Linked DNA regions of Mus musculus: regions 1, 3, 4, 5, 6 and 7 are each linked to region 2. A link is a loop called in an ENCODE intact Hi-C map of the cell type or tissue named here. Cell type or tissue: left cerebral cortex. All regions are shown on one strand. Region 1 has its middle 62 kb from the start of Gm33646. Region 2 has its middle 32 kb from the start of Gm23860. Region 3 overlaps Tox (thymocyte selection-associated high mobility group box). Region 4 holds the start of Tox (thymocyte selection-associated high mobility group box). Region 5 overlaps Tox (thymocyte selection-associated high mobility group box). Region 6 overlaps Tox (thymocyte selection-associated high mobility group box). Region 7 overlaps Tox (thymocyte selection-associated high mobility group box).

Region 1 (4,000 bases), 600 kb before region 2:
TGTTCCTGAGAGGTTGACATTATAATAATGAAAAACATAGCAGGTTGGTGAGATTTGAATTGAGTGAGCACATTTGTTAGCATTGCTGACTGTGTGGGTTCTTTTGTTGATGGAGTGAAGTGCGCCATAATATTGTCATTATTTTATTCCACTTTTACTAACGTTCTGAATGGCACTGCAAATTTTATTACATTATTGCTTATTTCTGATTAACATACAGTCAGTTGTATCTCATATGCTAGTTAGGATCCTTTTTTTGAAGAAAATATTTACTGTTTTTCCATGAGAGATTTCAGATCCAATGCTTTCCCCCCAAATTATCAATAGTGGATGAATAATAAAATGTCAGATAGGAAAAATAAGCAAGAGATAGGGTGGTCCCTCAAATTTCCCATGCAGACATTTCTTTTTAAAACAATAATTCATTCATAATTTACAGATAATTATATATCCTTATGAAACATTGCATAATAATATTTAGTGTATGTATGTATATATGTATTTATGCATATGCCTATGTATTTTATTTTATTTCCTCTGAGACGAGGTCTTCATATTTAGCTTAAAATTGATTCACAATTTCCTCATATTTCAATTAGGGTTTCTATTGCTGTGAAGAGACACACTGACCACAGCAACTCCTATAAAGGAAAACATTTAATTTGGGCTGCCTTGTAGTTCAGAGGTTTAGTCTGTTATCGTCATGGCAAGAAGCATGGCATATAATGCATGCAGACATGATGCTGGAGAAGGAGCTGAGACTTCTAGAGGGATCCACGGAAGGCAAGAAGAGACAGTAAGTGGCTGGGCCTGGCTTGAGCTTCTAAGATCTCAAAGTTCACTGGTCACACCTACTTCAGCAAGAAACACCTCCTAACCATGCCCCTTCCTATAAACCTATATGGGTCACAGTTATGCAAACCATCAGACCCTGCTTCTACCCACTAAAAGCTGAGAATACTAGTATATACCACCATACCAGATTTGGTACATTAATGACACGAGGCATTTATGTGTGGCAATCATTTCAAGACATTTAGGTTGCTTGTAAAGTGACTAAAGAGAGAAGAGGCTCATTTAAACTCCTGGTCCAGGGGCGAGAGTAAGGAACAACAGGGAAGGCATGCTGGTTGAGAGACTCCACAAGTACCATTAACAGTGGGAGCAGGAAGTGCCAGTCTCTCATATCTCAGCAGATCAGGGCAGAAAGCTGGACCAGAAGAGGGCTTGTCTACAGTTCTCATCCCTACTGGGCTACAGCTACAAGCTAGGCCTCATGTCCCATAGGCTTCCTAAAATAAACAGCTTCTGGGAACATTTCATATTCAAACTATGTTACCACAATTCACCTGAAATATCATTTCTTAGTGACAGCATTTTAAATTCTGCTAGGCATTTTGAATTAAATGATACAAAATTGCTAACTATAATCACCATTCTGTGTAAAACAATTTATTCCTCCTGTCTGGCTATGACCTTGCCCCCATTACCACTATCTTCCTTAAGCTATTTCCCTCCCTCCCTCCCTCCCTCCCTCCCTCCCTCCCTCCCTCCCTCCCTCCCTCCCTCCCTCTCTCCCTTCCCTCCCTCCCTCTCTTTTTACTGTACCCTTTAAGTGTCTCATAAAAGGTTACTCTTTACTTTATCATCCTCATTCCTTCTCTGTTTCAGAGAGCTTACAGAAAGCTTAAGCACGAAAAAGCAAAACACTATAAATAAAGAACCTGAAAAAAATCTTCAGATGAAGAATTGTAGTAGTCACCAGTACACCTCCAAAAAAGAAAAGAGTTTGCTCATGTGCTAACACTGCAAGATCTCACCCTTCCCGGAGCTTTGCAGAGGAGGTTCTGCTCTGAACAGTTGCTGATACAAGTCATCCAGTCTTCCTCCTGCCATTTACCTCCTACAATTTCTCTCCATCTTTATACTTTAAAAATAGTGTAGTGTTAAAATGACAGGATGTCAGGGGATTAGCTGGAGTAACAAATGCTGTATGTAAGTGATGTAGAAAGTACTCACACTGGTGAATACTGCTCATGTCTGGGAAGGGCTCTCAGGATGCTTCCAACATCCTCCCAGCCGACTTAAGTCTGTACACGGGAATGTAACCTTTCACTCTCCTGTTCATTTGACTCCCTGGAACCTGAGAGAACCACTCAGAGCAGTGACAGACCGAACAGTGATGGCATTCTGAGCAGGACTTGCACTTGGCTGTTCATTAGCCATTATTTACTTGATAGGTTAGCCTGTTTAAATGTCCTTTGCTAAGAAATAGTACTTTATGATATTATTCTATACACTATTATCAGTAGTGTTACTGGTGATCAACATTTACTAATTAAAGAAGTACTTTGCTATAAAAGATGTATCTATTGAATATACATATTTTACCATGTAAGAATTTAAAAAGGAGTTATATTTGTTATGTACTTAAAGCACCAGGTTCAACTCTAAGCTCTTAATGTGTGTTAGCTCATTTAAAGCTCATAACATTACTAGGTTGTTTTTAGCCAACTCAAGTGTATAAAACTTGTTTTGCTTGTTGTGTGTGCTGGCTCCTGTCTATACAGTACTGGGAAGGCTGAGGCAAGAGGATTGCTGTAGGTATGAGGGCATCCTGGGCTACATGGTGAGTTTCAGGATAGCCTGGTCTACAGAACAAGCCCCGGTCTCAGAAAATCAAAGCAAAGTGAAAAAAATCAAACCCAAAACACCAAACAAACAAACACTAAACAAACAAACAAAGCAAACGCTTAGCTTGGGAAAAGTTATGCATAGTTTAGCAAGAATGTGGAGCCATTCTGTCTTAGGCTGTTCCTCATTCTTTTATAGTTTATAATAAATAGTAAAGGTTACTATGAAAAGGAAGTGGCACCTGTCCTTGATATGCTAATATCTTATTATCAGAACACACCCTTTTCTTCTAAATCTTCTTTGTAAACTTTAATCCCTGTCTATATTTGAAGTGTCATGAAATGTCCCCCTTTCTATGCTCATGTGTCCATTAAGGTCATGCATGTTCAGGCCATGCCTACACACTAATTCTGATGAGACTTATAGGTATGGGTGGCTTCTCTGACATTTTTAGGGATGAAATTTCACTGGAAATTTCCTATTCCTCTGATTCTTACCATCTTTCTACTTTATCATCAACTCTGATCCCTAAGCCGTAGGTGCAGAAGCTGTGTCTAACATGAATCAGTTGTGACAGGCACCACATGGTCACTTGTTCAGAGAACCACAGACAGCTAAGAAATGCTGAGAGTGGAAGAAATAATCCCCCTAGAAATGAGTCCCCAAATTGGCTATCTAATATGTAGGAGTCAACCCTGGTTTCATGCACATACAAGTAACTTATATGGGCTGTGCAGGTTATATTTATATATTAGGGACATGCGCACCTGCACAAATACACACACACACATACACACACACTGTAACAAATAAAGATCATGAATTTGAAAAAGAAATGGGAGGTGCATGGGAAGAGAGAAAAAATTTAAAATGAAGTAATTATGTTTTAATTTTAAAAATCATATTTTCAAAACCTAATTTTCCCCTCTTCATTCTTTTGCAGGAAGTTTTTTTTTTTTTCAGTAACATTTATTCAAGTATCTGAGACCTCATAGTGCCAGTTTGCATCTCCTCACCCCCAGGGAGCTAGGCTTCCCTAGTCTTGCCTGAAGGCCTGCTCCTTCTCTTACATGGCAAATGGTATTGTCTCTATCAGCAATCCAGAGACCGTGGGGACTGGAAACTTGAACTGAACCTTAGAGATTAATAACCATGCTTGCCTCAGGCTGGGATGATGATATATAGAAAATTTGGACAATACTTTTCTAGTTCTTTTCCACTGTATCTGGAACCTCTTTCATGGAGCCTTGGTCTCCCTGTCACAACATCCATGCCCATCTACCATGGAAGGGATGGAGCAGGAAAAATAGCTTTTTTTGACACCCCAAAATTAATTTTGGGAAATAAATCTACATCAGTCTAAGTC
Region 2 (4,000 bases):
AAAATAAAATAACTCAAACTCAAAATAAAATTGTTGACCCATTATTAACATAATACATGTTCATGCTGTAACCAAAAGCATCTTGTAGTAATGACCATTTTGTATACTTTAACATTTGTAACTTCCCACTGGGATCTAGTTACTCTATGAAATGGATAAGACACTTGGCTGGAATCCATATGCAGTAGTCTTGTTATTCTTTGAGTGAAGTTACACTCATCCATACATTGACTAGTGATTGTGTTCTTACATTTTACCATAGCATACATAACATGCTTTGTTGAGTTTTCATTGTTAGCCATTATCATGCTTTTCTACAGTCAAAACTGGGAAGAAATAACAGTAGATCAATTGAATAAAAAGCAGAACTGTATCATTGTAAAGGGAAGTATAAAGTATTTCATATATATTTCTTGGTGAATTGTGAGGTAGGTGTGGTTTTGTTTGTCTGCGTTTCTAAGAGGCCTGGTGTTAACCTAAACCAAGCATATGTCAGAGGCTTGATATGACATAAGACCCTTGGGCTTCAGATTGAGAAAAGCCCAGCATGAAACCACAGCTCTAGTGTTTATCATCTTGATGACACTAGATAAGATAATGAATCTTTTTGTCACTTGCTTCTCCCAATTTAAAAGCCAATCTAAGAAAAATTTCCTTATATTTCTTTATTGAAATGACATAGTATATAAAATCTGTCCCCTTGAAGTAGGAATCTCTCCCTTCTACTAGAAAAAGGCTCAGCACTTAAAGGCAACAATGCAGAGAAGACCAAGATTTATGCAACAGAAGATAGTTTAGTTCTTACCTAAAGTTAAAATAGATATTTTTTTTTTAAAAGCAGAAACACAGGAGAAGAGGAAGGGAAGATAATTGAAAGTGAACCAAATCAAAGCAAGCGACTAAGCTGCAAAGCTCCTGAGAAACCTGACTCAATTCTGGGATACTTAAAATAATGATGACTAAGCCTTTTAATATATGCCCATATAGAGCCAAGATTCACATGTAGAAACATTTAATTTAGAAACTAGGGAAATGCTACAATCTGGATGGGCACAGACCAAGTTATCACAAGAAAATTTATTTCCATACATGAAGTTGGAATAAATCTATTTTAATGAAGTCTCCAATTGTCCTTTCCTAGATCAAACCATATGTAATTTAGCGAATCTTGATGTGCTTCATTTAAAAAACATCTTTAATGTCTCCACAAGGCAACTCCCTGAGATAGCACAAGCTTTTGGAACACCCACAAGAGAAGTGCGATTCAAATTAGTCCTCAAGCTGTTCAAATAAGGAGCTACAGCTGAAAGTACTGCAGTTCAACGGGGAGATACATGTATTTTTAAAGTTACTTGTATCTACCAGATAAGCCTGGCAAAATGAACCAAAAAGTGAAACCCAAATGAATAGTGTGAATTAACGAGTGAATTCTTCTAACCCTGGGAGCAAGACAAGATCACTGGGAAGATAAATAATTCTTGTTCAAATCTGGTGGTTTCTGCCACCATTCTTCCTGAAAGTGGTCCTGAAAATATTATTATTATTGGGCATGACACAATTTGGATTGAATTGCATTGCCTGATTTGATTAATTTCTAACTGAACTTCCAATTGTGACTCCTTCCCTTCCACTTCCAGGACATGCCACAACTCTATAATCAGAATATTTTGTCCAGCATCCTCATTGTGCAATGGCTTCTCCTCATTTTCTATTCACGGTTGTCACCACAGTTTAACAAACAGAGGAGCACTAACTATGCTGGCATAATTGTCTGACTCAGGCACTCAAAAGTGTAGTTTTAGCTGCTCTGCTAACTTTCAGACATGAGTGAACCACTTGACCTTGCTAGCCCAATTCTTGGAGTCAAGGGTTGGCTTGTTCATCGCTAAGGTCCTTTTCTACACAGTTATCCTATGATTCTGTAATGTATTTCTAAGCAGTTTGCTTAATCACTCAATTACCCAGCAGTCCTCCAGACCTGGAAGGGGATGATTACTTGCCAGGGGCATTGCAGAGGGTATTTGTGAATTAGCAGGAGGTCAGGTTTTAACCTCTGAGGTCCCTGAAACTCTGATTCTATTCTGGCTCTTGTATTGGCTGTTTCCTGGCCCAATGTTCTACCCATCAGGAGGACATTACCCACTCTTGGAAGCAACTGGTTTCTAGTTCATTAATAGAGAGATAACAGGCATTAAAAATCAAGCTGCTTGAATAAATGATAAATATAAACCATTACCAACTTGTCCTCATACTAAAATAATTGCATACAGAATCATTGTAAAATAATCTTGCTATGAGAAATAAAGAAAACAGAGGCATCATTTTGGTGCCCCCAAGTGGACATCCATGATGGCTGCAGTCAAATTACACCTTACAAAGTATTTCAGGGCATCTGGCAGACACACACACACACACAGACCTTTGGCGGTCTTGCATATTTCATGTTGTATAGATTCTAGAAGGTATTCTAGAAATTTTGGGTCTCTTCATGAACACTTTGCAGTTATCTAAGAAGAGACAGAGGTATATGACCACTCCCAAGTTAGTCTTCTGACTAACAGAGTTTGAATATCTAAGGAAAAAGACATTTCAGTGCATTCTCCAGTGAGACCTTTAGCATCTCCTCTGTTCATTTGCACCAAATGTCCAGCAGCTACTATCAACATTGCTTGCTTTGGACAAACATTTTGTTTCTTATTCATTCCTTTTAAACTTCATAGTATTGGTATATTTTGATATTAGATATTTAAACCTTGTGGGTTTTACACAGACTAAATACAATGATATAAATAAAACATATGCTGGACTACGTAATAACTAAATAAAACCTCTTATGAGTTCCTGCTATAAGAAAGATAATGTATTAAGCAAAGAGTCCTACAACCCCCCCCCCAAAAAAACAGCCAAACAGAAGCAGGTTGCTTATATGATAGGCAAAAGGACTCCCTTAAAATGTAACAGAAGATACCACAAAGAATAAAGGGAACCAATACCACAAGGGGCACTCAGTAGTTCAGTCAAAATATCCTGAGATATAGCTGAAAGAATTGTGTGTTTAAATGATAAATGAAGAGTTGAGACAATTTGATTTCCAGAACACCAGGTGCCTGTGTTGTGGATTAAGATGTTCTAGGAAGGCCTTTGTTTTTTTTTTTTTTGTTTTGTTTTGTTTTATTTTTTTGCAGGGAATGGAAATTAGAGAAGATAAAGGGGAGCAGTGGGGTGATGTTTTATGTTTCTAGGTTAGGAAATTATGGAAATAATCATAGCATAAAACTTGTAAGATTTGCTTGAAGAATAAGGAATTTGCTGAAGCAAAATATTAGGAATTATAAACAACTATAGATGTTAGTTAAAATGAAAGTGTAAGCTGTAAGCCAGGAAGCAAAATTTTGGCTTTGATTAATATTCATACTACAAGTGTTTATCTCATAGACTAGGATTAGTAAGATCACCACACTTTTGTCTCTCTTCCTTCTTCTCAGAGCTGCAACAGCCATTGCTAGGCAACCACTCCATTGTCTCTTACTAAGCACTGTGGGACCTTAGAGTCTGTCTCAATAACTTTAGCAAAAATGATGTTTCATCAGGATTGTCTCAAAAGATAAAACCAATGTGTGTCTCTTGCACTAGATTTAACGGTAAAAATAGGAAGACCCACACCTAATAAAGGTTGGTAAGCATTAGTCAGAACTGATCCTGCTTGAGACTATGGCCAGCATTCAGTGATCATTTATCATATCGATGTAGAATTTAGATGGTGGGTGCTCATGTATAGCAAAATAAACATTCATCGGGTAGCTGTTGTGTGCTGTTATGTATTACAATCTGGGAGCCTCTAGGAAGGAGGTTGAAGACAATGGATAGACCAGCTGAAGGTGTTAATAGGATCATAATGAATTAAAATCTAAAGCTGAAATGTACAACTAATATAGAAGGGAAAAAAGACTAAGCTGTGTTAGAAGTAAGTAAAAACTCCAAGGAAAGAGTGCACAAAGGG
Region 3 (4,000 bases), 1.1 Mb before region 2:
TTCCAAGACCTGAACCAAATAAAGGTTCAAGTATTTCTAGTATACGCACTTTCCCAGGGATGTAAAATATTAAATGATATTTCCACTCTCCAAATGTTTCCTATTAATCCATCCCTGAAACAAATTTAATTGTAATCTCAATATTAATTTGAACTTGATGAAGATAACTTTTACCTAAACATAGAAAATGAATTTCCTGTCAAGCAAAAAATGCTTTCTGTGCCCTCTGTCTGCTTCAGTATGCCCACTGAGTGGGCCATAATAATCCAAGAAGAACTTGCAAAAATCATATCTTAGTTGTGCAGTGAGAAAAATTGAGTCTGTCCGAAATCATTTGTCAAAGGATGAAGTAAAAATGGAAAAACAAAACAGAGACCCATCCAGTGAAGGTCAGAGCCAATAACATTCCAGAAAGGAGAGGAGGAAGCTGGGGCATTGGATGTAAATTGCCGCTGTCTGCTGGAGAATTTTAATGGAGTGCTACGTCACATTATAAAATGTTTAATTGTCACCCCATTTTAATAACAACATCTGATTAAATGAAAAGATGCCTTGCTGATCGCAATTACAATCTGTCAAACTGCATATTTATTTACAGTTTGGTTTTTTTAAAACCACAAGATAAAAAAAGAAAACTCTATTCAGCTTGTCAGGAAACTATAATTATTGTGTATCCTTCTGTCAGTTTCTGCATAAAACTTTTGGTCCTAAAATGGATCTAATTATATCTACATCAACATTTTTATAAATGCAACATTTTTTTTCCTCCATCTCAGTGAAATCTTTGTCATTAACTAGGAGAAACATATTCTCTCTTTTAAAAAGGCATTAGCTAAGCTTGTTTGCTTTCTTGCCTTCAAGATGTTATAAACTAAGACGTCCTTTTCAAAATACAAAATATTTGCTTATGTCCCCTCCTTCTTCTGGCATGAAATGATGAATAAATCCAACAGTTTGGTGTTTCCTGACAACATGTTTTTTTTTAATTGTCTAGAGTACCATGTAATTTCTTCAGTCTGTAGCAATGAAAATATAAGTCTCTTTTCATAAATATAACTGAGATGCAAAGCACAGACTCGTCTACAGACGCCAGTGGAACTGAGATGCTTAAAGGGAAAGGGCAGTTCACATGGGGCATTTGAGGTCTCTCGACCTCCAGTCTTCAGGTTTTCCCTGCCCACTGACTCTAAAGCACCCAGTCGCTTCATTCTTCTTATGCCTCTCCACTCTGCCACAGAACATGTCTGGGATAGTGATGTATACTTATAAACCCGGCACTTAGGTGGTAGAGGCAGGAGGATCATCACAAGTTCAAGATCAACCTGGGCAACATAATAATCTCTTGTCTTAAATAAATAACAAGTGAACACATGAACCACAGACATGTCCCAAACACTGAACATACATCAAACCACACATATCCTGCATGCTTAGAAAATTCACTTAGATAAAAGACTCTCAAGTCTGGTCCTTGACAGTTTTACCAAGATGTACAGCAGTGATGATGGTAAGCATGCAGCTTTTTCTAGGAATTGCAGCTATAGGCTTCTAGGTTTGAAAGTGATTACATTGGTTTAGGGGGACAGCAGATATGTTGGTTTGGGGAATGAAGGGGCCATATATGGTGTTTTGGAACAAGACTGGACACTTTTCCTATCTGACCATCTAATCTGGCATGTATGATGTCCTTTGAAGATCATTATATTATTCCAAGCTAGTGTAACAGAGAGAATATGGGTGCACTAGTTCCTTTTCTACAGCTGTAATGACCGAGGCCACTTATAAAAGGAAGGGCTGTTCTGGGCTTACAGTTCCTGAGGGATGAGTCCATAATGGCAGGGAAGCATGGTAGTAAGGAGAAGGCATGGCACAAGAGCAGGATACTGAGCGCTCACATCTTGAGCCACAACGTAAAGCAGAGAGCCTTTTAACACTGTGAGTCCAGAAGAAAATCATTCCTCATTGAAGATGCATTAGTCAGTTGGTCCAAGTAATGAGAAAAGTAGTGTGCCCTGCTTTGAATTGAGAGTTTCACGGATTACTCCCATGGTCCAAAAACCCACATATGAAAACCATATAAATGGAAGAAGTTCTAGACCAATGTTTTTTAAATCTATGCAAATGTTACCTACAAAATACAAGTGCATTCAATAGCAGGGTTACCAAGTCCTTTTACAGCGAAACTTTAAAATGATAAATTTTGAACTTTCAACAATTATTAACTTAGATTAGATAAACTTTAGAAATTAGAAGATAAATAGTTTGAAAACATGTGTAGTGGACATTTTGAGGAAACATGACAAAGAGTGGGTAGACATTTGCTGGAGCCTGTATACAGAGGTATATTCGGCTGGTATGTTCTATAGCACCTATACCCTCAGTCCAGCAGGTGGCTCAGCTGGCTGCAACACATTGCTACAAAATAAATTACCCAGGAACTGATTTCATTTCCTTTTCTTTCTGAAATATAATCCTGAACTTTTCAAGAAAGTTAATTAAAGAGTATAGTTTGATTTTCCAAAATACATGTCACAATCACTTTTTAAAGAGACCATTCTATCCTTAACTACCAAACCCTAGAAATTCTAAGCATGGAGAATTGAGCCTTGCAGAAAACTTATTTGCATTGTTTAACGTAAGTTGTCTCCACCCTCTACAGGAGACCTTTGTTCTAACCTGAAGCCATTGTTCTAAGCCTTGCTATTGCTTACCAAGGAGATCAATGAACTGTTGCACATGGAATGATTCTGTTTAGGACCACCAGAACCTGCAACGCAAGTACTCAAGGAAAGCGCTCTTCCTAAAAGCATCCCTATAGTCTACCCGCTGCCTCTTTTCTTTTGATCTATAGAAATATACCTTCATGCGTTGTATTTTGAAGTCATTTTAGCTTTCGCTGTCAGAATTTCTAAGTGATACTCTCTTAGATATCTCGCAAAGTCTTTGGGGGAGATGACTCTACGGCTTACTATGGGTGAACTATTTTAAACAGTTTCCTTGAGAAGGTTGAGTGAGGCTGTTTTAGGTGAGCAACACTCAGTTTGGGACAAGGGAGGTCATTGACTTTAATACTAGGTCCATAGCTACAAAGCGGCAAACTCCTCAATGATCATACTTGAAGGAGAATGGAAGCTCAGTAGCATTAGAGCAGCCGGTTCTGCATTAAAAAGGGTTTCAGTTTTATATTATTTCACGTGCTACAAATACATGTATGCATATATACTTTTCAAACTAAATATACTGTTAATGCCATGTTTAAGTTTAAGAAATGAACCACATAATTAAGTATTCAGTTATAGATGAGCCTCTGCTGAGAATTCTGTATTGTTCAGAGTTGATTAGATGATACACGGAGGCTGAGATTTGAATCATTTTGGACTTCAGTATAGGATAACAGAATCATCTCTAGCAGAATATGGAAAAAATACACATAAAACTCAATTACTTTTCAGTGCAGCATCCTGTGCTGCCATGACTCCAGGCTTCTATTGAAATGAAAATGGGGTTTTCATGCTCTAGAAAATAACGTTGAAATGCAGTTAAATGCTTTCTTCACTTTTTTTCTGGTTATAGAATTTTATGGTGTTTGTTTCCTGTGTATTCCATTCTAATTTGTGAATTTAATGAATTTATATATTGAATCCAAAGACACGTTTTTTTAAAAATTTCAGTAATGGATTAAAATTATCTTTTGCACAAACTGGCTCATCTTGTAGGCATATATATATAATTCTTTCCACCTGTCATGATTATGTTATATCTTAAAACATAACTAGATCATATGCTGCCTACAAGCCTTTTTTCTAGAACAATAATAGTAACTTATCTTTCCTTTCCTTTGTAAAGGACAGTTTGATTATGTATGGTGTGAGTTATATTTTATCTGGCAATGAAGCACAGATAGCTTGTATTTACTGTAACTCACTCTTGAACTATGATCCTTAAATCTGGGTGTGTAGCCAATCACCAGGGCTCACACGTTTACTTGGAGTAGGGCTCC
Region 4 (4,000 bases), 860 kb before region 2:
ATTAATCTACTTGTCAGTGAAGTGCCTGAAAGGACTGGAAGAATCTGCCGGGGGTTTTTATCAAGCAAGAACTGGGAGTCCAAAAGGCTTGCCATGCATTTCAGAGACCTTCTTGTCCCCAGCAACCTCTATCAGCTAGGACTGCTTAGACAAATCCACCAAGCCCCAGGAGAGGAGAGATGTGGCCTGTGGCTGCTCTTGGAGACGATCCCTCCGGTCCCTCCGTGTCCCTCTCAGGTTTTGCGTGCATGAAGCCAGGAGAGCAATTACTTCCCTAGAAACTCCTGGCTGTCCTATCCTTGGGCCAAGCTGAGCTCCGGGGCAGCTTCGCCAGAGTTCTCATTCTGGATCACCAGCATTAAATACCTTTCCGCTGTCCTGTGTGGCCCAAGTCAGCAGACTATGATGTAGCCCAGCCAGGGACCCTGCTTCAGCCAGGCAAAGAGCGTCGGAGCTTTACACTTGAATGCAAAGCGCTAGCTTGGCTTCCTGTAAACTTGCTATTTCCACACCCCACACCCCCCAAACGAGATCTGTTCCCCCAAATCATAATGCGACTAGCCCACAGCGTCCTGGTCTCGAGGGCCAGCGTCCGAACTCCAGTTCGGCGGCCGGAACAGAAAACAAAAGAGTTACAGAATAATTTTCACGGTGTGGGAACGCCGGATCCTCCGGGGTCCCTGCACCCCGACTCCTAGCTGCTCCTCTGGCAAGTGATCCGGAGCAAGGAAGCGATGCCACGAGCCCCCGCTGTCCAAGAAAGGGAGGGAGAAGAAGGAACTAGAATATAAACTGAATTCTCCTACTCTGCCTCAGTTCCCAGACCCCAGACACACCCCCAAAGTATTCCGTGGGTTTTCTCTCTCGATCTCTCGCTTTTTTTTTTTTTTTTTTAAATGTCTCCCGGCAAACCTAAGCAGGGATCCTTAGTGGCGAACAGCAGGAAGGAAAGAATCCGAGCAAATCGTGTCACTTTCCGCACAATCGCGTTGTTTGGCAAACCCCCGGAGCTGCTCCACAATATTTACTACCCGAGCGCACGCAGCGCCGCCGCGGGCTGCGACCGAGCGCGCCCGGGACGGGCCTCTGCGAGCCGGCCCAGTCCGCCCAGCGGGCCCCATCGCGGTCCAGCCACCGCTGCCCCCCTCCCGGGATCGAGCCGCCAGAATCGGTGCAGACAAAAGCAGAGTGTTCACCTTGTTGCAATAGTAGGGGTCCAGGCAGGGAGAAGGTCCCAGACAAGGAGCGGCGGGCGCAGCAGCGGGCTGGGCTGGAGGAGGATAAAATCTTACGTCCATTTCACTCTCACATCAAGCAACTCCTTTTCTTTTCCTTTTTGAAAAAAAAAAAAAAAAAAAAAGTGCTCAGAAAAAAAAAAAAAAGCTCAGACGGAACAGAGAGGCGTCTGGGCTCAGGAGTAAAAGAAACACCTTCCTTCCCTCACATCCGTTTGTGGTTTGTTTAAGAAGAGGAAGAAAAGAGAGAGAGAAAAGAGAGAGAGAGGAAAAAAAAAACAGAGGGTGGAAAAGCGCTCAACTCTCCCCCCCAAGCCGTGGCGCGCACCCGTCCACACCGAGCGCGCAGCCTGCCTGGTCCGCTCGGCCCCGGCGCTGTCGGCCCGCCGCCGCCGGGCAGGTAACTTCACGCGCTCATTGTCCCCCCCGCCCGCCGCCCCATCCCCGCCTCCCGCGCCCTTCGCCGCCCGGCACTCGCGCTCGGGCTCGGGGTACTGGGCGTTTTATTGGAGACTCTGCCTTGCTTTGCTTTTAGTTTTTCTCCACGTTAGAGGCCTGGGATGGGGGAGTGATGGAGTGTGTGTGGTGTTGCAGGGGAGATCAAGATCGGAGGACACTAGTGCCCCGGACCGGCGGGGTGCCGACAGAGGCTGGACGCGGCCCAGAGGGTACAGTTGGGGACCGAGAACCAGGCGAGGGACAAACGCAGAAGAAGGGAATGCGGCTCGATCAGTAGTGGCGGGACCCCGGGCAGCGTCAGTGCCCCAGTCAGCACCCCCGGGTGGGTGCCATGGAGGTGGATACAATCACACAAAGGGGCTGGAGAGACTGAGCAAAGGCTGACTGGGGCACCGTGGGGCTCGCACAGCAAGGGGGCGCTGTGGCGCACCCCCGCCCAGCACCCGCAGCCCCACCCCCGCCCCACCCCATTCTTTGAGCCCCCCACCACTTACTCCTGCCCGCTAGCTGCACTGCCAACCTCTGCCCCGCGCGGGAGGTAGAGGAGAGGCTGTCTTGTGGCGCTGCTCGGGAGCCTGCAGGGAGCGCAACCTCTGCCCCATTCTAGTGTGCAGCTGACCAAGGGACCCCAGTTGATCTCTGTGCGAGGAGCGGTGCTCCTGGAGTTAGTGCTCAGAGAGCCTCGGCATTCGGCTTTGGTTCTCAGTGGGAGGGTTTGCAGAGGCTGAGCCTGCCCTTGCGGGACTAGCAAAAAAGACTCCAGGGGTGCTTAGAAGGGTAAATAAGGAAACAGTTATCAGCACACCATGCGCTACAGGGAACACATCTGGGCTAGTTACTTGCCTCTTGGAATTATACTTTCACTGTTGGATTCCCAGTAGCACTCTTGGAGCTCCACTGCCCACCCCAACCTTCACGAATCAGCTGTCTGCTTCCCTGGGCTCTCTTTGTTGGTAGGATAAAGATATCATCCATATTTTGCTTTACTTCGTCAACCCCAAAAACTTGCAATATTGTGTCCCCTGGCATCTGGGAGAGTTTTGGGACCCTGATGACTGTCCAGCGGACATCTTACGTTCTCCCTGAGAAAGACTTTAGAGAGAAGTTAATATAGGGGTGGGCAATGTTTACCTTTCAAGGGTGAATTCCTGATTGCTTCACACCTTAGGGGCCTAAGACCCTGTAAAAAAGTGGAAAATTCATGTCCACAGGTATCTGTTTCTGGCGTCAAAGAATATATGGAAACAGTCTTGTTACCTCCCATCCCCCACCCCAAACCGTTTTTAGTACATGGTGGGTAATAGCCAGCTACTCTCTAGCTCTCTGCAGCCTTTTCCAGGTTTCTCTTCCCTTATAATAGGAGCACCAGTCAAATGCAAAGATCTGAGGAAGCAACAGATGCCCTGTAAGGATAGTAAATTAGCATCCTGGGGTTCTCTCCTCTATGCAAAGGCCTTTGGAAACTTTTCCTTGACTTTGGTTTCCATCCATGGTAGCCTCTTTCTCTTAAACTGTTGTCCTCAGGTCTTCCTTTTATGGGTAGGAAGAACACAGCTTCTTACCTTAAGAGTAATGTGATGGATGTTGGCTTTAGAAATGAGGAAGGATTTTCACTCTGCATTCAAACCCTCTGAGTCACAAAATAAGTGAAAGGGTGATCTTTCCTCTATTAAAGGTCTTTACAATAACAAGTACATAGGTTCAGGGCTTCATAGCACCGATTTTAAAATTCATTTGTAGATGTTAAAGTGGGTGGGGCTATAAAAAGTCTGTAGCTTTAAATAAACACGTAATCTCAAGTTTCTGTCATCAACAAATTATACTGTATAAAGTTTGAGGTTTATAAACTTCCCTAGGATTCATAATCAACTTCTGTTTGGCCCTCGGGCCAGCAGAAAGATGGGCTGGTTTATCGCTGGAATGGTCCTTGCTGTCAGTGTCTTGACTCCTTGGACATACTGGAGGTACCACATCACGTATTTCCACTACCATTATGAGAAACCCAAGGGCCAGAAACCTGTGTCTTACCTCTGCAAGCAACCTGATTTCTTTCACAGGAAGTCTGTGGAGTCAACATGAGAGCTCTGCATGCTAAGGAATTTGAGCTAAAAGTACATTAACCACGAGAGAGCTTAACACTAAAGCATGGTCATCAATATAATAACTTTAAATACCCACCATTGTCTAACATCCTACTCAAGGTCTACATTTTACTGAGTAGTAATATTCCATTCCACTTAAGGAAAATTTAAGTGGCTACACTTTGGAGTAAATACTACTTTAAAAATGAGATAGTTCTGTCCATA
Region 5 (4,000 bases), 960 kb before region 2:
AGAAAAAAGTAGATGAAAATCTGACTATCTGTAACTTATTTGTAATCCAGTTTTATAATAAATATGGAAAGAGAATTTGCAGGTTGTTGACTAGGAATATTGGCGTATCATAGAGGTCCCATCAGAACTATCTCATTTAAAATGATTGTCAGGGTATGTCCAAGAGCACCTAGAGCAAATCTGATCAATACCAGACAATAGGTAGCTGATCGGACCACATCAATGGAAAATCTTGGCTCTGATACTGAAAATCTGCAAGCTCAGTGATGACTTTTGTGAATAAGATATATATAGAGGAGGCACACTTAATCAAAAGATTATTGCAAACATTAAAGAAAACAATATGAATAAAATGTACAGCAAGTCTCTAATGCTTAAGAAGCATTCATAGATGTTGGCGATTACAATGGCTGTCACTATCATTCCTCATTTATTTTGCAAAGACCATCACAAAAGAATTTAAAAAGTGGACAAGATGGCCAAAGTATTTTAGGTTGGACAGCCAGTGACAACAAAATATGAAAACATTACAAGGCCATTCAGATTGAAATTTAAAATTTCACAGTGCCAGCACTGGGCTAGCTCCTACAGTAGAGTGGGGTCGGATGGGATTGTGGTCCCAGCTGTATCACCTGAACACTGCAGGAGATCATGAAATCCATTTAACCTTTCAGAGTGGAGGTCTTCACAGCCCTCTTCAATAAAACTGGGATAATAATCCATACCACAAAGCATTATCAAGAGGATCAACTATAATAATGCATTTGACAATGTTCGGTAATGAGTCAAGTGTTATTATCTGCAGTTTCTGCACCATGAGAACACATGTATAGTCCCCCTATCATCACAACTCCTATTAAAAACAAATGGAAGTTAATTGAAAAGACTGGAAGGGTCTTTGACAAAGGATCACAGTACATGTCAACTCCATTAGCCTCTCTGATATGGTTCAGGTCGCTGGTACATGTGCCCATTTGCATATTGGCCTCACCATCTGAATGGCCCAAGCAACATGAAAGGGTGTTTCTCATCCTTGCTTTGGGAAATGAGACAAAGCCAGTGAGCTAGAGAAAGAAGTTTGCCTGGATGCCGGACAAAATCAGGGACAACCATCAAGTTAATTTCAGATGTGCTATATTTTTAGAATCCCTTTCTCTTGGCTCATGAAACACCTTAGGCTTGACAATCACACATGATTTAGCTAAAGCACCTAAAGATACAGAGGGAATCTGGACCTTGTGTAACAAAACACAAGGTAATAAAAAGACTCAGGATTAGACCTGCCAACAATGTGATTTCAATCCGTCAAGAACGTTCTCTCTTGGGCGGGAAATCCTATTTATTTCTATTTCCTCTTCTAAGCACAACAAGCAGCTTTTCTGTGCGAAACCCACCCCTAAAGAAGTTGTGCTCTCCCAGAAAAGCCTACCAGCAGCACAGTGAAGCCTCATAGGGACCCCAGACCAGGCTTGCTGACACTAAAGGGCAAGCCTTAGGGAGGAGAAGAGGCAAGGAAATTTGATGTTTGCAGTTTTCATTTCTTAAGAAAACCAAAGCTTCTGTGGACAGCTGGGTTGGCAGAGCTCAGTGAACTTTTTTTGGCACCCTAAAATCTAACAACTACACGTCTTTGGTACCCTTTCCAATGTTTTCAGTTTGGGCAGTAAGGTTGCTGCCTCCATCTCTTCCAGTCTGGAGCTCCCACCAGGTCTTCAAGCTCTCCCCTTTCTTTCTGCTTCCTAACATTTCTGATGGGGAATAGCCATAAGGTCTGAGCCATGTTCTGAGTTTCCTGGCGGGTGAGTGGAGAGGCAAATGTGTCACTCTCATCAGGCTGCTGAGTGCAGTCATTTCCAGATGCCTTAGTTTCCTCCCCCTCACCTCAAGAATCTATACACACCACCTGCTATTTTCTTTCTTCTTTCATATATTACCTCTCAAGTGCAGTTTCTCCTCCCTCTCCTCCTCTAAGTCCCTTCTTCCATCTTCCCCCAGACAGGCTTCTACTTCATTTTCTCTTCAAAAAGAGAGCAGGCCTCCCAGCTATATCAACCAAACATTGCATATCAAGTTGCAATAAGATTAGGAACTTATCCTCATATCAAGGCTGATGAGGCAGCCCAATAGGAGGAAAAGGATCCAAAGATGAGACAAAGAGTTAGAGACAGTCCCACTCCCACTGTTTGTAGTTCCACAACAAAGCCAATCTATACAACTATAATACACAAGCTGTGGATCTAGGTCATATCTATACAGTCTCTGTGAGTCCTGGCTTGTTGATTCTGTGGGGCATGTTTCTGTATTGCCTACTTTTTTGCAGTCACTACACAAGTTGGGTCCTGATGAAAATTTGTTCTCCACATGATGCAGGCAAACAGTATACCCAGAGGAATTTGCTAAAGAAGAAGATCGAGCCTTGCTAACTTCAGCAGGCACGGAGTACAATTCTAGCATGCATGAAACTGACTTTTTGCTGGAACCATGCAAGGCCACTAAGTCACTGAACACTTTGTTCCTCCTTGTCACCTCCTTCCTTTCTCCTCTCAAACAGAAACAACTAAGCTCTTATCTCTTTAAAGGGTCATGATAAGCATATACAAATGACCTAGACTCCAGCCAGCATAGAGATTAGTAATGTAATGATCATGGTGCATTGAGCCAGCTACCCAGCTGGCACTTGAAGCATGCATTGGAAGGACTCAGATTCTTAGTTTAGAGAAGAAGCCAAAGAACATGAAAATAAAGGAAGGAGGCATCTCAGGATGCAGATGGTTTGGTTCTAAATTCTTAGAACATACTGTGACTGCTGGGGGGTGGGGGTGGGTGTGGGTGTGATCTGGAAAACTGGGCAGAAGACATTGTTCAGCCATCAATGTCCAGGACAACTAGACCTGTATCATTGTCTTGGCTGTGATTGGGAGATGGCAGAGCTCAAAGATTAGTTTCATTTTTAGAAAGATAAGACATACCTAGCTTTAGAACCAGAATCAGGATATTAGTTTCTCTCTGGGAATGACATTTTGGACTGGCAATCATGGTCCCCTACCTGGGAAGTGGGTTAATATTCATTCCGTAATGATACCTTTCAGTAATATAATATTGATCATGATCATAACACACTTTTCAAATAATTGTCTTCATGCGAACACCATGCTTTCTCCTTGGGTTAAAGCCATGACAGAATCTGAGTGAGGCTGAAGAGTTCACTGTCTCTCACCTCCCACGTGAAGGAAACAAACTGAGGTGAAATGCCTGTCTCTGACTTGCTCAAAAGGCTGCCAGGAGCCTCCAGGTCCCAGAAATTGGGTCCTTTCCCCATCCACATCTGTCTCTGAGGTTAAAAGCACCCCAAAATAAACTGCTCAGGAAGGACAGGTGGCAAATCATTCAAGCCCGTGGCTCTCACCAGCATATACAGCACATACACGCAACTCTACTTCTCTTGGTACTGGCAGCTCAATTAGTTACTCTTTGTCTCGTTCTCTTCCATGCAATGGCTAGCAGACCAGCGTTGCCTCAGTTCCAGAATATCCACTAGGCTTCATTGGTAGTTCACACTTTCTAGAGTACCATTTTCACTCAGCAGGAGTCTAAGGAACTGTTAAAGGACACCCTGTTTGGGATTTTCTCACACAGGGCTTCTATCAGTTGCATAATGTATCCCATTCATAAAAGTGTGGAAATGAATCATTTTATCCTGGCATGGTGTCGTATGAATGCAATTTCTGCACTGGGGAGGCTGAAGTGGATAGATCTGTGTCTCCGACCAGCCTGGGCTAAACATCCACATTGTCTCAACACAAGACGAGACAAAAGAATTCCCTAGTTTAAAACACTGTAGGCTTTGAACATTAAAGGCTATCTAAGCAACTCATGGGTGGCCCTAGTCTGCCTCCAATTTTCTCCATCTGAATTTGATTGTGACTCAAAATGTCTTTGTTTAATTCAATTTAGTTAAGGGACCTAAGTAGGAAAAGGAAGTTGTCTTCTTCCTTTCTTT
Region 6 (4,000 bases), 970 kb before region 2:
ACTCTAGCCAGAAAAAGAGCTGAGAGCTCAGATGGGCTCAGTCTTGACTCTGCCTTAACTCCCCAGCCATGGTCTCAGGTTTGCTTGTTTTTCCAGGACTTGTTGCTTTCATTTCCGGGATCCCATGAATTATGCTAGGACTCTTTTTCTGCACTTTCATTCTTGCTTGAATTCCTTGCAGCTGGACTTTTTAGATCTTGTAACCAAAGACCCAAAGAGAGCACTCATCTTTTCCCAATGATTTCTCTTTCTATAAATTGTGTGTGAAAGATACTGAAGTCCATTTCTATCCACCTTCAATACTGCCATTCTGTTATGAGATAAAATATAGACTAGCACCACTGGGGAGTGGGCTAGTAGCAGAAGACAGACGGGAACATGTCACATAGCAGTGTTCACTGCTACAGCACCTCCTTTTTCACAGCTTGCCAAAGTATCTCTAAGCTGTTCAACACTTTTGTCTGTGACTTAGCAGAGGCAAGGCTTCTAACACTCAGGACATCCTTACATCCTCTCTCCACATAGGGGGACAACAGCAAAGCTGAACATGAACAAGTATGTGGGCTATTCCTTTAGCACAGCAGTGCCTTTTAAGATTTTCAATGTTAATTCCTTGGTCCAATGGCTTCTTTGCTTTTAATCTGACATGTATTAAGTGCTAAAATAAATAGAGTCCATTTCTAAGAGAACCCCATAGAGATAACATGGAGTGTTACAGATGCTGGAAACTGAGACAAAATGTGCTGCTAGATTCAAATTCAGCTCACATGGCCAGGAGTATAAATACTGACCTTCACCCCACTGTTCTACCTAGGAACCACAAAGATGTTCCATAGTTGTAGGCTTAAATTATCTTGTTTAATAACTTTGAAGGAGATTTGCTAACTCAGGATATAATCAGTAAGAAAATTAAGCACTGGCCTTCCATGTAGAAAAGAGAGGCCTCAGAGCAGGCAAAGCAAGAGGGGAAGCCTGACTGTAGATGTCCACCATGGTGCACTTTCTCAGGAACTCCCAACAATGTTTGTGTCTTAGATAGGTGTCTCCCAGAATCCTTTGTCAAATGCGTGCTCACTACCTTCTGCTGCCATTGGGGTGCAGAGGAAGCTTTCAGACATGGGGCTTGCTGGAGGAAGTTAGGTTCTTGGAAACATGTCTTTGGAAGCAAAAATTAGGAGCCAATCCTTTCCTCTTTCTGCTTCCAGCCAATACAATATATGTATATATATATGTATATATATATTGGCTCCTACTGTAAGTTCTACCCTACCGCAGGCCCAAAGGTAAAGGGTGAGTGGAGGCTGAGACCCCTGAAACCCTGAGCCAAAATCACCCCCTCCCTTAAGTTGATTTGTCTCAAGTGTTTCATTCTGGCAACAGTAAGAGAACGTAACCTAGGTAAAATGCATTACACTAACTAAAACCAAAGCCTACAGCAAATGCACACTGTAGCACTCCTCTTCCTAGTCACCTGTTTCCTTAGAATGGTTGTTTTCTGAGCCACCACCCCCTTTTGTTAAAAGTCACATCCTCCATTTGTAATTTCGATCTTTTCCTGCTGGTTTTATAAAAGTGTTCACTGGGACACAGTCTACAACAACGATTTCCCAGCCAGCTCAGCCCTGCCAGAATGTAGCAAAATAAGATCTGTGATTTAAAACAATTTCAAAGAAACATGCCTGCCCACACTCCAGAATGTTCTGGGTTCTCTCCCTTTTTTGGTGTAGGTGTTTCATTCCCAGCAATGAATTTATCTGAGAAGGTTCCTCTCCCATGCATTGCTGTTGCAAGCCGGTACTTGTGAAGATGCTGCATCTTCGGGCTTACGGAAGGTTAAGGTGTCTCTGAAAGCAGTGTCATTCACACGGCTGAGTGGCTGCAGCAGCAGGCACAGATCTGTGCACAGCAGGGTTGGCAGAGAGGCACTCACACTGTAGCCCCGGTAACACTAGTTGTACCTGGCAGGCCATGATGGCTCTGGGCAAAGATTAAAGAAAAAGTCCCTGAGCAACCTCAGGCTATCTGTCTCTGCTATACACGCTGCCGGCTGTGACTTTGTAGTTTATGTAAAAATAGTTGTTTTTCTGAAATATAATGAAAGCTAGTCCAAGGGAGGCAATTGGAGACTGCAAAAAGCAAAGCACCTTCCTACACAGATGCCTAAGCCCACAGGAATTCTTAGAGGACAGGTGATTAGCATTGACTGACAGCCAGGAGGCAGCCTTGATGTCTTGGTCAGTCCCTACACACAATGGTTGCTACAGGTAGGACCAATCTCCTTGTTTCCAGTGGGAAGTTTTGCAACCTTGTGCTCATTTCTTTTATAGTGGCACAGATTGTCTGCTTATCCTGTGGGCAGAATATACTCATTTGGATGCAGCCAAACATTTTTTTTCCTTTCAAAGGACAGAAACAGATGTTTATGGGTACAGTTCCCTCTCAAGTCATGTCTCAGGACTCACTGTCACCTTTATTCAATCCCCAGCTCAAAACAGCTCAGTTTCAGGGCATGACTCATGAAAAACATCTAGAATTAAATACTACATCTTGTGTGTGTGTGTGTGTGTGTGTGTGTACTCATGTATTGTTGCTTGGGCATCATCTCCTTTTTTTTTTTTTCTATATTGGTTAGTTTTGAAAGATGGTCTCCCACTAACCTAGAACTTTTGATGAGACTAGATTGGATGGTTAGCAAGACTTGGGAATCTATTTTCCTCTGTGTCCTCTGCGTGGGAATTTAAATGTATATAAAGCCCAGTCTTTTCTCTTTCCTTCCTCCCTTCCTTCCTTCCTTCCTCCCTCCCTCCCTCCCTCCCTTCCTCCCTCCCTCCATCCCCCTCCCTCCCTTCCTTCGTTTCTTTCTTTCTTTCTTTCTTTTTCTTTCTTTTCTTCTGTCTGTCTGTATTTCTTTTTTCTTTCCTTCCTCCCATATTGCTTTCCCTCATTCCCTTCCTTCCTCTCTCTCTTCCTTCTTTTAAACAGTGCAGGGGATTGAATTGTAAACTCTTCTGCTGGATATTGAAGGTGGTTTTGCACTGTAAAATCCTGGCTAGAGGATGATGGACTCCCCTTGGATCCTAAGGAGAGAAGAGAGTTGGAACAGTGTTCTTTTTCTTTACACTTCTTCATCATCAGCTCCAAGGGCAGGAACTAGCTTCACAGGCTGGAACTGGAAACTATGGGATGGATCTCCTCATTAACCGGATGGTGAAGGACTAGCAATGAGGACTTCAGAATTTAGGTGTGAGAGACCCAGACAAATCACTATCCAAAGCTGACCGTTCACAGAAGGCACTCAGAGTTCACTGAAGTTTGGTGTCCTTGGGGATGTTAACCATGAGGTTAGCAACAGCAATAGATAGACCCAGGTCATAGGCTCCCTGACCTGTGAGTTCTAATAAGCTGTGGCTATGATGTTACACTAGGAAAAGCAGTAAGAGGAGCAACCATGTGCTCACAGGATGTCCAAAGCACTGGCTAAGAACAGACAGGAAAAGCCTTACTTGCCTGCAGGAACAGCAGAGCCACCATGAAATAGAATGCATAAGTGGAAGCCAGGTCGCTCCTAAGAGCAAATGAGGACATGGGTATCACTGAGGGGGTAGCAGGGAGAAGGTGTCATTCTGGGGCCAGTGTTATCTTATTTCATCTTATTTCAAACTTCCCACCTCTGTAAACATTAAGAGAAAGGCAGGAGAATAATCTGAAAAACACTTTAAATGTAGGGCCTTGAGAACACTAAGTGTGCTCTTTTCTATATTTTATATCCTTGAGATATTAGTAACAGTACATCTGACCAACCTGGTATGGGGTATGATGAGCTAAGGGGAAAGCCATCTTACCACACTTCCTTCTCAATAAAGAGATTAGAGTTCTGGGCCTGGTTGGGCAATCAGTTGCCATGGTAGCAAAAAGTAGTGTCTAAGTATAGACTGCACAGAGTGTTCTACCTATGGAAAGAGTTTACAAAAATAGAACGTAGCCTATAGTAACCTAGATC
Region 7 (4,000 bases), 950 kb before region 2:
ATTTAAAAAAAGACAGTTCCTTATCTGTTGGCTTGTTTCACTTAATACTAATGAAATAAATAGCTGACTAACCCTGGGATAAAAACAAACAGTCTGAAGATGGTTGTAAAATATGGGAAATGAAAGCTAGGAAGACAATTTTAAAAAAGCAGCCCTTTTAATGCAGAGCATACAGGAATCATATGGCTTAAGGAAAGACCAGAACACTGCCTGTTGTTGCAGTGAGGTTGATACTCATGGTCAGCCTTCTGAAGTGTTTCTGTTGCTCCATGGCATTAAATACAAAACATACTTGGGTGCTACTGATCTTTCCCCACCTGCAGCTTTCAGTTTTATTCTCTTAAATGTTAAATGCTAGAAAGCCATTTTCAGACTGTTTAATATTGATGACCCAAATAATAGATTCATTTATAGAAATCCATATTTACAAGATTTCTTTTCTTTTTAGCAGAAATTAGTCAATAGATTGGTATTTTCTTCTTTAAATATATTGTTTCTTATAATTAATATCCACATGTCTACTGTGTGCAGTGAATTATTCTGGGTGCTAAGACATACAACAATGTAAAAGTAAGCATTATCCAATTATGCTAGTTAAAGCACTAATGACAGGATTGGATTTTTGTTTTATTTGGTTTTCAATAACCAGGAGAAAATAAACCATCTACCTTACAAAATGTCTTTATTTGCGTAACTTCTCTCCCAAACAAAAATAATCTATTTCTTAAAAATATCAATTTAATTTTCCCCATTTAAAAACATGACTTGTGAGTCCAGGCAAATACAATTAGCACATGCATTTTATTAAATATATTCAAGTGTCAAATGCCTATTTATGGAAAGACCACTAATGATAACTTAGGCTCAACTAAAAATGAATGTCAATAAATGGTTCTATAAGCACTTACGCTCATAATAGATGCAATAGCATCTCTGAATAAATATTAACATGTAAAACTGCTATTTATCATGTCAACGCAATCAATAGAGACCATATTTCTGGACTAGGAATGCATCAGTAATCTTTCTGCATTTGCCCGAAATCACAAAGCAAAAATGCAAGCACTGTCACAAGACATTTATTGTATTCAATTGGATCCAAACTGGTTGCTGTGGAAAAGGCAATTTAAGCTCGTGCAACAAAATAGTCTATGTATATATGAATAAATTATTTTTACTATGATTCCTTTCTATTTTCTTTACCTGCCTAAGATGCAGATTTTCAATAAGAGACTCCTACAGCTTAGTAGAGTGTGAGTCTGGTAGACTTCTGAGTCACTCTCCCACTCAAATCATTAGCTGCCCCCTCGATTATCATGAAGGATAATACACTGTTGAGGGTGTCTATATTGCTTCTTTACTGTTCACAGCTACAATCACCTCCATGAGAAAGGCAGACTTCTTTCCTTTAAGAGTCCATTTTTCTTTTTACCTCTGGGAGGCGTGATACCTCCATCAGGCTGCTGGGGACCAGCACCTTTCCACTACAGTCACTGCTTTCTGCAGTAGTTGCAATGAACATCTGCTGCTATCACACTGAGGCGGTTAGAGACTCATACTACTGTGTTTGGAAATAAATGAATTTGGAAAGGCCATGTCCATGCACACTGTACTTTGATCTCACTCCTCCTTCACTTCCCCTTCTTCTCTCTCCTTCTCCATCTCTCTTTGTCTCTCTATCTCTCTCTGTCTTAATATCTCTCTCTCCCTCCCTTCTCCCTCCCTCTCTCTCTTCAGCTTGCATACTACCCTAAGAAATTTGCCTTTCTTTGTCTTTCTCCAGTGTCTCTCAAAACACCAACACACTGTCCCTGGCACCATATCATCCCCTAGAGGGAGACAGGCATAACAAGTGAGCTTTGCTGCTTAATTGTAAAGCTTTGAGGTCACTTTAAAACTAGTATTTAATGACTTGCTCTCCTTTGCTAAGGGTGCCCTTGAGATAATTTTCATAGAGGCATGCTGTTATTAAACACCTGTTAGATGCTAGATTTCTCAGAAGAATGAGACACACTCTTTATAACTTAAGTAAACGAAATAAACAAGAACAATGGTATTAAATGCCTGATGGACATTATAATAGGACATGCTTCTTACACTGGTTTTAAACTGTAATTTACCAGGTCATATTATTCTGAATATTATATTACAAATTCGGAGCAGGTGTTTAAAGCTATTTTCCTACTTGATTAGATGTTAACTCATTCTCTCTGCATAACTGAAGCTTTGCTTCAGATCTTCTGATAACAGAAACGGAAGCTGGGAAACCACAGCTCAATAATAAGGTGAATGGAAAAAGAGTTGGTTTCCGTCTCTCGCAACTGCTTTCCTTCATGTGTTCCACTCAAAAAGAAAAAGAGAGAGTGTGCGTTCTCGATTGTACCAACAACCATGGCATAAAGGCTAAGCACACCTGACTGCTTTGCACTCCCTAGTGGCATAAAAGCTTCAGTTTCGAAAGGTTTTCAAGTAATCTAAATTTTTAAAAATTTTCTCTAAGACCATAAGTTGCAAGTCAAGACTGTGTGAACTCATAACGCCACGTAGTCCGTTGAAATTGTTCTAACAACTAACATGGTGATGTTCCAAGGAAAACTGCAGTTGTCAGATGTCCTTGAATGGCAGCCTCACATGCTCCTCAGAGAAGCTGAGTCAGTTTCATGGACAAGGGTCTAAGTGAAGAGAAAACATCTGAAGCACCTGCATAGGAAGGCAGGGCAGGCGTTGGAAGGATCTCCCTTTCTGCCCTTACCCTTGACCTTAACCCTTGGGTTCGGTGACGCAGAAGAGCCCTCACATTTCACTCTAGGATAAAGAATATTCTAGAATAACAACTTTCAAGGTGGGCTGCGCTGTGGATAAAACATCCTTGGACAGACTCAAGATGCTGGGCCTGTGAGGTCATGCTGAGGTAAATGGCATGAGCATTTTTGCTGAAAGATTTTCCAGGCTTCCTGAGTGACACCGAAAGGTCCAGATGCACACAAACCACTTGCTGGCCTCCCCTCCATGCTGCCCTGGACTGTAGGGAGAGCTAACTCTGACTATGGGCAGACACTGAGTTTTCACACTGTGGACACAAAAGAATCTGCTTTGGAAATTTTTAAAATAATGTGCTCATAATTAATATCATTCTCGTTAAATGGGGCATTGAATTACAGGGTAGTCAATAATCCTACTGTAACCACTCAGGACCAAAAACAAATGTAATTTTATTCCTTTTTACACCACTGAGCATTTTTTAAAGAAACAGATCATCCTGTGTAGTTTGTGCAGGATTGATTCAACTAGATATTGTAACCTATCAACGACTCCTGAGACTTCTGTTTATAATTTTTACTTAGGTAAATCCTGATTAATTTTCTCAGCAGGATGCATTCTTTGCCTACATGAATAGTAAGCTCTCATTCACTTCTCTCAGTGATATGAATTTGGACCATAAGCTTTTTCACATCGAAAGGTCTATAAAATATCGCTGCTGTATTATTTTCAGAGTTCTGCATTTCCAACCTGCCTGGTCAAGAGATTTGTTAGTCTTCAGCACTGAATCTGAATTATTAGCAAATAAGGAAGCCGAAAAACAACAAAAGGGCCCACAACCCTGATCTTATCAAAATAATTATGAACCTTAATGTTCCACTAGGCACCAGGAGAAAGACAATGTGGTACAAAGGCGCACAGTAATGGAAATAGACAGAAGTAGGCCAGCGCTCTGCTTTTAACAGTAGATACTTACTGCTGCGGAAACTACAAGACAATGAAAGACTGCCCAGCCAAAAATGAGATTTTACTTTGTGTCTCAACTGTAACGTGCTTATAGCATAACGGAAAGAAATGCTCATTTCCTAGGTGTCTTTTCCCACAGGCACATCGTCACTTGGAGCAGGCAAACAGTAACCACACATGGAGGTGTGGCTTCAGCCAGTGCAGTAGGAATGCGCTTCCTGTGTGTGCTTTCCTCTTGTAGTCATTGCACAGCATCACCTTACTTAACGGCTGG

Evidence for each region. Peaks named below come from ENCODE experiments on the same cell type or tissue, not always from the same donor. Only the 100,000 strongest peaks of a DNase experiment are listed, where the experiment ranks them.
Region 1: a loop joins it to region 2, with 17 times the contacts of the local background. A loop is called at or near these places in 2 of 42 quality-filtered maps.
Region 3: a loop joins it to region 2, with 5 times the contacts of the local background. A loop is called at or near these places in 5 of 42 quality-filtered maps.
Region 4: a loop joins it to region 2, with 11 times the contacts of the local background. A loop is called at or near these places in 8 of 42 quality-filtered maps.
Region 5: it touches region 2 in a loop (7-fold over the local background); 4 of 42 quality-filtered maps call a loop at or near these places.
Region 6: a loop joins it to region 2, with 2.7 times the contacts of the local background. A loop is called at or near these places in 4 of 42 quality-filtered maps.
Region 7: it touches region 2 in a loop (3-fold over the local background); 4 of 42 quality-filtered maps call a loop at or near these places.

What each region holds. Positions count from the first base shown.
Region 1 is chr4:7,251,947-7,255,946 of GRCm38, forward strand. No RefSeq gene overlaps it. Among named protein-coding and RNA genes, the nearest start is that of Gm33646, 62 kb to the left of the region's middle. In left cerebral cortex, no CTCF peak of the experiment used is centred here; a DNase peak (open chromatin) is centred at 1,858; H3K27ac peaks cover 747 bases.
Region 2 is chr4:7,851,214-7,855,213 of GRCm38, forward strand. No RefSeq gene overlaps it. Among named protein-coding and RNA genes, the nearest start is that of Gm23860, 32 kb to the left of the region's middle. In left cerebral cortex, a CTCF peak has its summit at 2,336 (motif pointing left); DNase peaks (open chromatin) are centred at 583, 1,189, 1,699 and 2,340; H3K27ac peaks cover 2,224 bases.
Region 3 is chr4:6,795,207-6,799,206 of GRCm38, forward strand. All of the region lies in intron 3 of Tox (thymocyte selection-associated high mobility group box), which reads right to left. Among named protein-coding and RNA genes, the nearest start is that of Gm11802, 97 kb to the left of the region's middle. In left cerebral cortex, a CTCF peak has its summit at 2,379 (motif pointing right); no DNase peak of the experiment used is centred here; H3K27ac peaks cover 613 bases.
Region 4 is chr4:6,989,194-6,993,193 of GRCm38, forward strand. It overlaps Tox (thymocyte selection-associated high mobility group box), which reads right to left and starts at 1,643. Exons shown (of 9, transcript NM_145711.5): 1 at 1,197-1,643. The coding sequence starts at 1,298. In left cerebral cortex, CTCF peaks have their summits at 2,090 and 2,297; DNase peaks (open chromatin) are centred at 129, 463, 667, 1,086 and 2 more places; H3K4me3 peaks cover 2,651 bases; H3K27ac peaks cover 2,499 bases.
Region 5 is chr4:6,894,272-6,898,271 of GRCm38, forward strand. All of the region lies in intron 1 of Tox (thymocyte selection-associated high mobility group box), which reads right to left. Among named protein-coding and RNA genes, the nearest start is that of Tox, 95 kb to the right of the region's middle. In left cerebral cortex, no CTCF peak of the experiment used is centred here; DNase peaks (open chromatin) are centred at 1,616 and 3,618; H3K27ac peaks cover 546 bases.
Region 6 is chr4:6,877,214-6,881,213 of GRCm38, forward strand. All of the region lies in intron 1 of Tox (thymocyte selection-associated high mobility group box), which reads right to left. Among named protein-coding and RNA genes, the nearest start is that of Tox, 110 kb to the right of the region's middle. In left cerebral cortex, no CTCF peak of the experiment used is centred here; DNase peaks (open chromatin) are centred at 1,679, 2,311 and 3,955; H3K27ac peaks cover 2,722 bases.
Region 7 is chr4:6,900,012-6,904,011 of GRCm38, forward strand. The region is part of intron 1 of Tox (thymocyte selection-associated high mobility group box); the gene reads right to left. Among named protein-coding and RNA genes, the nearest start is that of Tox, 89 kb to the right of the region's middle. In left cerebral cortex, a CTCF peak has its summit at 1,831; a DNase peak (open chromatin) is centred at 1,813.